2 separate regions of the Homo sapiens genome follow, and region 2 is linked to region 1. Evidence: chromatin loops called from intact Hi-C (ENCODE). Cell type or tissue: endothelial cell of umbilical vein. All regions are shown on one strand. Links, peaks and the distances in the headings refer to the core of each region. The heading gives the core; the rest is flanking DNA.

What was found. A loop is a pair of places that touch in the nucleus more often than their neighbours do. Peaks named below come from ENCODE experiments on the same cell type or tissue, not always from the same donor. Only the 100,000 strongest peaks of a DNase experiment are listed, where the experiment ranks them.
Region 2: it touches region 1 in a loop (4-fold over the local background); 1 of 110 quality-filtered maps calls a loop at or near these places.

The regions. Positions count from the first base shown.
Region 1 is chr4:161,641,032-161,645,492 of GRCh38, reverse strand. The region is part of intron 7 of FSTL5 (follistatin like 5); the gene reads left to right. Among named protein-coding and RNA genes, the nearest start is that of FSTL5-AS1, 380 kb to the left of the region's middle. In endothelial cell of umbilical vein, for the core only: no CTCF peak of the experiment used is centred there; a DNase peak (open chromatin) is centred at 2,762.
Region 2 is chr4:162,166,646-162,171,106 of GRCh38, reverse strand. No RefSeq gene overlaps it. Among named protein-coding and RNA genes, the nearest start is that of FSTL5, 4.9 kb to the right of the region's middle. In endothelial cell of umbilical vein, for the core only: a CTCF peak has its summit at 1,925; a DNase peak (open chromatin) is centred at 1,916.

The sequences.
Region 1 (4,461 bases), core at 1,344-3,843:
TTAAAATCAGTAATTTAAAACGTATTTTTAAAGGTCTTTATTCATATTATTTTGGAACTTATTGGTGAAGATAACAATATATAAAAATACAATGTCCACGTGTAAGTGAGTGGCAGAAATATTTACAAAGGAGTTTGTGTAACTGGTAATTTTAAGTTTAGTTTCTAAAATCGTTTTTTAAAATATTATTTACATGTTCATAAGGAATATTAACATAGAAACATAATTTTATCATGACTTTCTTTAAATAATAATTTTGGCTAAATATCTATTCATATTTATTTTTAAATGTATAAAGCATGTGTTTCTAATTTTTTTTTTGGCATTATCTTTCTGAGCTCATGGCTACAACTGCTATGTTTACCCTGAGAAATTCCAAAGTTAAGTTCTACTTGCAATTTGCCTTTTGAGTCTCAAATTTTTTTATTTGAATATGCAAAATTACTAGAAATATTTTTATCTTAAACCCTATGTACTTGCAGTGTTTCTTAGTTAACGTAGGTATAGCTAGAAAACCAAGTCTGGCTAAGTTTTAACCCTCATTTTATCCTCAAATCTAATCTGTCACAAAATCTTGTGAATTTAACTTTTTCATTTATCTCAAATTCATTATGTCCTCTTATTTCCACTGTAGCTGCCTTAGTTTAAGGCCTGTCATTTCTCACCTTCAAACTATCCTTGCCTATGGAGACTTCTCCTTCGCTTTCAACCTGCACTTTATATTATAACCAGAGAGGTCTTCATAAAATTTACATGTGACCATTTCACTTTCCCTTTAAAATCCCTTAATGGCTTCTTCTAGCTTTCTGAGAAAAAAATAAACTCTTTAGCTTATTCTAGAAAACTTATTTCTCTATTAATTCTTCCTACTATTCTCCCATGTTCACACTTTACTGCAAGTTCTCCATAACACAAGCTGTTCTCTGATTCCATTGTTTTATTACTACTGTTCTTTTTTTTTTTTTTGAGACAGAGTTTCATTCTTATTGCCCTGGCTGCAGTGCAATGGTGCGGCCTCGGCTCACTACAACCTCCACCTCCCGAGTTCAAGTGATTCTCCTGCCTCAGCCTCCAGAGTAGCTAGGATTACAGGCATGGGCCACCACACCCAGCTAATTTTGTATTTTTAGTAGAGATAGAGTTTCACCACATTGGCCAGGCTGGCCTTGAACTCCTGACCTCATCTGATCTGCCCTCCTTGGCCTCCCAAAGTGCTGGGATTACAGGCTTGAGCCACCGTACCCAACCATTACTACTGTTCTTGAATACATTCTTCTCTCCCTCTCTACTGAAAAACCTTCTCTTGTCATTTTTATCTACCTAAATCCAGTGTGTCCTTCAAAAGTAAACAAACGCCTCTTGTGCCTGAACTTACTCTTTTTTTTTTTTAAAGTTCCTCATCAAAAAACTAAAGTACTTGTTACATCAGAATAAAACTGACTGTTCTCACTTTTCTTCTCTGGACTACAAACTCTGTGCAAAGGACCTTTACCAATTCAACTTTGTGTTATGATGTTTGCACTGTACTGACACATGGTAGGTACTCAATAATTTTTAAATGTGCAAATAACAAGTCACGTAATGGTGGTTCTTATATTTGCAGTTATGCATTGTTCAATTTTTCTGGACTATCTTATTTAAAATTTTGCTGAAGATTTTATTTTCTTACAGTAGCCACATGCAGAATTATCAATCAACTGATGTTTATTGGCAATCAATCATTTAAACCTAGCACAGTTCAACAATTTCTAGATTCAATTTCTTTAATAACAGTTTTCATTAAGCATATTGATTTTTTACTACACTTTCAATTTAATCTCCCATCATATGCAATAGAGTAGGCAAGAAAAAGATGAGGGGAAGTACATACATGATCGTTGTTTAATCTTCATGCATTTAACAAATATTGATTTAACTGCTATGTTTTTCTAGGCATTCAGCTAAATACTAAAGATACAACTGTAAGAGATAATATTCCAGTCTTCAAAATCTTACTGACTGAAAAGGGGAAAAAAAAAAAACTCCGTTACATTTAATACTGCAATATAAAATAATTTCAGAAACATATACACTATGGAATAATCAGAAAGGGAAGTCAAATATAAATGCTGAAGGCCATAGGACACTTCTAAGAACACACTGGTTTTTCAGTTTAGGTGACAGCCAGGTGAAAGAGTGTTCCCAGTAAAGGGAGCCACAGACTTGAGAGAGAAAGGTACATTCAGTGAAGTTCAAAGTCTCTTCTTATGTCTAAGAATAAGCTAAGATAGTGGAACAAGAATGGGCTTGGATATGAGAAATAAACTCATTTTTGCATCTGAGTATTGAACTGTACATCTATATTTAAAACATATAACACAATAATAGCACTTAATGAATACTTAATGCTTTTCAAACATTGTAAATTGCCATTTAAAAAAATATTAACTCATGTATTTAGAACAAGACTTATATAAACCAACATGTTTATACCCATACACAAGATGAGGTTTAAATTGATTTTTTCTAATTTTTAAATTGTGGTTGAATACACATAGCATAAAATTTACCACTTCATCATTTTAACTATAGAGGGCAGTGTTATTAAATACATTCATAATGTTATACAACCATCTCCAACATTCATCTCCGTAATTCTTTCCATCTTGTAAAACTGAAGCTTTATACCCATGAAACACAAATGCCCATTCTATCTTCCTCTCCACTCCTGGGAACCACCATGCTGCTTTCTGTCTGATTTTGCATACTCTAAGTAGTTCATATGACTAAAATTATACAGTATTTCTCTTTGGGTACTTATTTCACTTAGGATAATATCCTCAAGATTCATCCCTGTCTTATCAAATGTAAGTATTTAGTTGTATCTCCTTATTGTACTGAAACTTTTATTAAAATATAATTTTCTTCCTTATATATCGTAACCTTTTTAAATTTAATGTCTGTTTTGTCTAATATTTGTATATCCATCTTGCTGTATTTTGGTTACTATTAGCATATCTTCTTTCATATTTTCATTTCAATGTATTTGTGTCTTTCTAAAGTGAGTCTTTTATAGAAGGCATACAGTTATCATGATTTTGTACTTTTGCCAATATTTGTCTTTTGATTGGATATTTAATTCATTTCCATTTAAAGTAATACTTACATAGTAAAGGGGTACAAAATTTTACTTAGGCAAGATAAGTTCTGGAAATCATTTTTGTATATTGCCAGAACAATATGCTTATAGTTAACAATATTGTATTGTATACTTAAAATTGGCTAAGAGTGTCTTCGCAAAATTTAAGAGGCTTTATGTGTTCTCACTACACACACACAAAAAAAATAGTAGCCATGTGAGGTAATGGATATGTTAGTTAACTTGATTGTGGCAATATTTCACAATGTACACATATATCGAATCATCAAGCTGCATCTCTTAAATGTATAAATTTTTTATTTTTAACTATGTCTTTGTAAAGTTGAAATAAATTACTGGTAAGGAGAAACTTTATTTCTTTCATTTTGCTATTTGTTTTCTATATGCCTTAGAGCTTTTTTGTCTGTCATTTCTTGCGTAACTATGTCTTTGTGGGTAGTTGATATTTTGTAGTGAAAAGTTTAAATTATTTTTTCATTTTCTTATATATATAATCAGTACTATTTCCTTGTGGATACCATAGGAAGTCCATTTAACATCCTCAACTGAAAACTCTCTAATTTGGGCCAGGTGCGGTGGCTCATGCCTGTAATCCCAGCATTTTGGGAGGCCAAGGCGGGCAGATAACGAGGTCAGGAGATCGAGACCATCCTGGCTAACACGGTGAAACCACGTCTCTACTAAAAATACAAAAATTATCTGGGCGTGGGGGCGTATGCCTGTATTCCCAGCTACTTGGGAGGCTGAGGGAGGAGAATCGCTTGAACCCGGGAGGTGGAGGTTACAGTGAGCCGAGATCGCGCCACTGCACTCCAGGCTGGCAACAGAGTCTCAAAAAAAAAAACAAAACAAAACAAAAAAACCCTCTAATTTGGATATCTACCAACTTCAATCACATACAAAATTCTGCTCTTTAACAGCTCCACCTACCCTTTTGGTTGTTGATGTCATAAAATTACATCTTTTTACATTCTGTACCCCAAAATATAAACTCATATTTAGTTCAAATGAAGTAGTTTCCGTAAGTTATATGGAAAACGAAATGTGGAGTTACAAACCAAAGTTATGATAATTGAGCTTTTATCATGTAGAAATTAAAAAGTGGAGCTACAATGTCCTTGCATTTACCTTTATTGAGATTCTTATTTCTTTATATAGCTTTCAGTCACTGTCTAGTAACCTTTTTTCACCCTGCAGAGCTCCCTTAGGTATTTCTAGCAGGGCAGGTGAGCAGGTATCAAATTCCCACAGATTTTATTTATGTGTGGATGTCTTAATTCTCCCTTATTTGAAGGAGCTAAGCCAGATATAGGATTACTGGT
Region 2 (4,461 bases), core at 959-3,458, 530 kb before region 1:
GAAGGATTAGTGCATACACAACTATTTCAAAATTAGTTCAGTTGCTGAAACATATCAATGTCTTTAATCTATTTATGCTGTGGCAACAGACCAACCAAGTTCAAATCTCGGTGGCCTAAAACAAATTTCAAATCTCAGTGATGTAACACAATCAAAGTTTATTTCTTGCTCATGCTTTGTGTTCATACTGGGTCAGCAAAAGCCTCTTGGTTCATAGTTGTCCTTCAGGAGTCCATTCTGTCTAAGCAGTCACTATTTCAATTGTTGCCAGTTACTTTGACAGAGAGAAAGGAGTTGCAGGATCTTGCATCAACAGCTAAATTCTCAACCCAAAAGTGACTTGTGTCACTTCCACTCACAATTCTTTGTATCGAAGTGGGCACATGACTTACTCAACCACTGGAGACCACAGAGCATTATTCAAATATGTGCATGGGAGTAGAATGGCCATGACGTGGTAATCAGCCGTGATAAATACAAAAGAAGTATATTGTGAAATGCTAATCTACTACATAGAATTGTTTTCATGTTTCTTTTTCAACAGTGTTGGCCTATTTAAGTTCAAATAATTTCTACATAATATCAACAAACAGCAATCAACATTTTAAAAGTGATACTTTAAGAAAAGTAACATAACCATTTCTGTTGGGTTCCTTACCACACTTCCTCCCAAACAGTTTTAGTGCTATTCTTGGGTTCAAAAACTGGAACAGTTACTTTGGGTCATACGGTTTGGAAGGATCTTCTGTACAGGAAAGGTTAAAAAGCATAAGGGAAAATCGGTAGTAATTTCTCACTTTGCCAAACTCTTTTCTTTACTTCACTTTGAGGATGTATCACTTCGTACCTGAGATTTTACTGATTTTGACCTGCTATACTTTCTCTATATTTCTAATACTTTTCATTTATAACTTACTTATAATAGAGTTTTACTTATAGAGTTATTAATTTATGTATTATTACATGCCTACAATATTTGTATATTTTTCACATACAGATACAAGAACTTAAATTTCAGATTTTTCTCCATCCTTTCTCATAGCTGTGACTTTCTTTTTTTTTTTTTTTTCCTAGCAAGTACCTGTGATACTTGGGGAAAAATTACTTCTCTGTCTGGATAAATATGCAGATTATTTTCATTAGTAACATTATATTTCCTTACACATTATGATATTTCTGAACTCAAGACTTAAAGCTATATTCTCTATGTCCTTTTACATTCTGCTGTAAAGGTTATAATGTAAAACATGTTACTGTGTTTACTTCTTTTGAAACTGAAAGAACCATTATTTTGTCTCTCCTATAAACCGAAGTGTGGCCGGGCCCAGTGGCTCACGCCTGTAAACCCAGCACTTTGGGAGGCCGAGACGGGTGGATCACTAGGTCAGGAGATGGAGACCATCCTGGCTAACACGGTGAAACCCTGTCTCTATTAAAAACACAAAAATTAGCCAGGTGTGGTGGCGGGCACCTGTAGTCCCAGCTACTCTGGAGGCTGAGGCAGGAGAATGGCGTGAACCCGGGAGGCGGAGCTTGCAGTGAGCTGAGATCGCGCCACTGCACTCCAGCCTGGGCGACAGAGCGAGACTCCATTTCAAAAAAACAAAACAAAACAAAACAAAAATTCAGAAGTGTAAGTAAAATGGTGACGGCAACTAATATGAACAGGGACATTAGATTCTAAAAAATAATTAACATACATTTTTTAGATGTTGAAATAGCTGATATCGAAACGCTTTTAAGACCAACTCCCATACCATATGTGTTTTATGCATTTGCTTAATACTTTAAATTCAACAATAGATATTACAGATTTCCAACATAAATCTATTCATCAGCAGCACGTATTGTAATCATTGTGGGCAAATATATAACTCAAGTTGTGAGAACTGAAATTCTCATATGCAATACCAACATAGGCCAATAGATGCCCTAAGAGCTCTCTTAAACACAAGCACTCTAAGAACGTAAGTTGTCTGTCTGAGCATCAGCAAGTCTCATGCTTTTTTTTTTTAAAGTTCAATTAAGAAATAGCATCATAGTTTTAGATTCCAAAGAATCTTAATATTACCGAACTTTAAACTGCCTCACGAAGTACTAATTTCTATTCTATTAAAGTAATAGAAAAAAGAAAGGAAAACTCAATGAATTGATTTAAAAATCTATTAATACAATGAAGGTAACAATATATCTGATTCACATAATTGATTATTTCTAATTTTATAAATGCAGCCAACAATATTATTTATTACTGTGGTACATAAATGTAATTCTAGGGTTAATTTAATCACAGAAGCAGATCAGATTGTGTTGTAAAGTATTTCTTGAATTAGCTGATACTTTTAGGGTTTCCTGCTTTTACTATAATTTCAATTTTTTTTCTACAATATTGCTATTAGTATAGGGTACTTAAAGGCTTATTAATGGATGATATTTTAATTATGGTTACTACTTCTAGATTTTTTTAACACCGAAGTTAATTCATAGAAAATAAAGGATACTTAAATATGTTTGTTATATAAATCTAGCAAAATAAAACTATGTTCTTATCTCGCCAAGTTTAGTTTATAAAAAATTACATTCAGATGCTTTTTCCTAAGCCAAGGAAAAAATGATTTACTTATAGGTTTATGTCCACATTTAACATCCCTAAGGAGGATAGCTCAAATTGTGAAGATACATAGCTCTATAATAACAATTTTTAATTCTTATTTAATTATACTTACTAAATTTTTAAATCAATTCATCATTTCAATCTATACTTTTATAGAGCAATATTTTTTGAATCCATTCATATGAGCTCGAAAACTCTGTGCATTGACACGTTGATAGATGCTTGCTCTTATTGAAAGTTAATTCCCATTGTTTACTAGTGTGGGAAAATCAAACATTTTTACCAAGCCAAAACAGAAAGGCAAAATACAGCTTTAGGGGGAAACTCATAGCAGTATTACTTGGAAAGCAGGATGAGGGTGTCTGTGAAGTTGACAACTAAATAAAAAAAATACGAAAATGCATAAAAACTAGAATAGTTAACACAAACCTGAGTCTGCTAAATCTGTATGTTAATGTTCATTCCCCATGATGTGGCTATATAAAGAGCGGGTTTTAATTCCCTTCAATTGAGAAGATGAAACTTATAACATTAATAATCTATATTTATCATGGAGAATAAAATAGGTTTATTTGGCTTTGCACCCTCAGCATTCATGGTACATCCTTTGATTATGCAGTGGTTCTTTAAGTGGCCAGTTACTATAATTCTGAGTTCATTTTGACCCCAAATTATTGATGACAATGAGCAAATCTTTTATTTAAGGCCAAACCTAGGTTTCTGTATTAAATGTGGTAGGTTTCAGCTTTCCAGTTAAGCAGCATTTATTAAACCATGTTCTGTCTTTCTCCAATTAATATTACCTCAATAAATATTGATATCAAACAATTTCTTAAACCTATAACTTTTATTCATACTATACATTTATCCAGGTTCTTGTAGAATTTAAGAAGCCTGTTTACACAGTGAGAATTAAAGTTTATATGTGCATTAATCTGATAATTTGAGGGGTAGAATAGCAAAAAGTTATAGTCAGCTTTTAGCCAGTATTTCTGAAAAAGTCCGCCACTCCTTTATGAAATGTGCCATTTTGATGGTGGATTTATAATTACAAATGATAAAAATTGTCTCTCTTAGTGTATCTTTCTGTGTGTTAATGTAAATACTAGCAAGAAAAGACCTTTCACAGTAGTCTTGATTAAATTTAACAATCTTATCCAAAGCCACCAAAATGCCTATGCTATGATATATAATAGAGAAAATGAAAAACAACATAATCTCAATTTTAACATATATTGAGATTTCAAATAATTCCAATGAAACTAATTGAGATTTAAAATTAAACTGATATAATCTCATGAAAATTGTAATTGCTGCTTAGATAAAATACGTGTGTGTGCATAATGAAATAGTGTTCTTTAATTTGCGGGTTTATTTATTAGTAGTGAGTTTTTAATTCATATATCTTAAATTTTATTTCCATAATTTTAAGAAAACATATTTGAAAATTCTCTTTAGTATATCCTACCCACATAAACACACACACACACACACACACACATGCACACATATAAATTTGTTTAAGGTCACAATTTGGAATTAGCTAAGAAATTTAATATAAATATATTGTGTCAATATTTCTTTCAATAACAAAATACTGTATTTAAATGCCCTTTACCACAGTAGACATATACCTAATAGACATTTTAAATAGAACATTACAATGAAATAAAACATATGTGGAGAGCACAAAAGGGCCCAAGGGAGCAAGAGATAGAAAGTAAGAAAGTAATGGAAGTAAAGAAGATGCCATATATATATATATATATATATATATATATATATATATATATATGCTCTTTTTTGTGTATATGCTGTTTGTATTTATATATGCTCTTTCTTTCTAT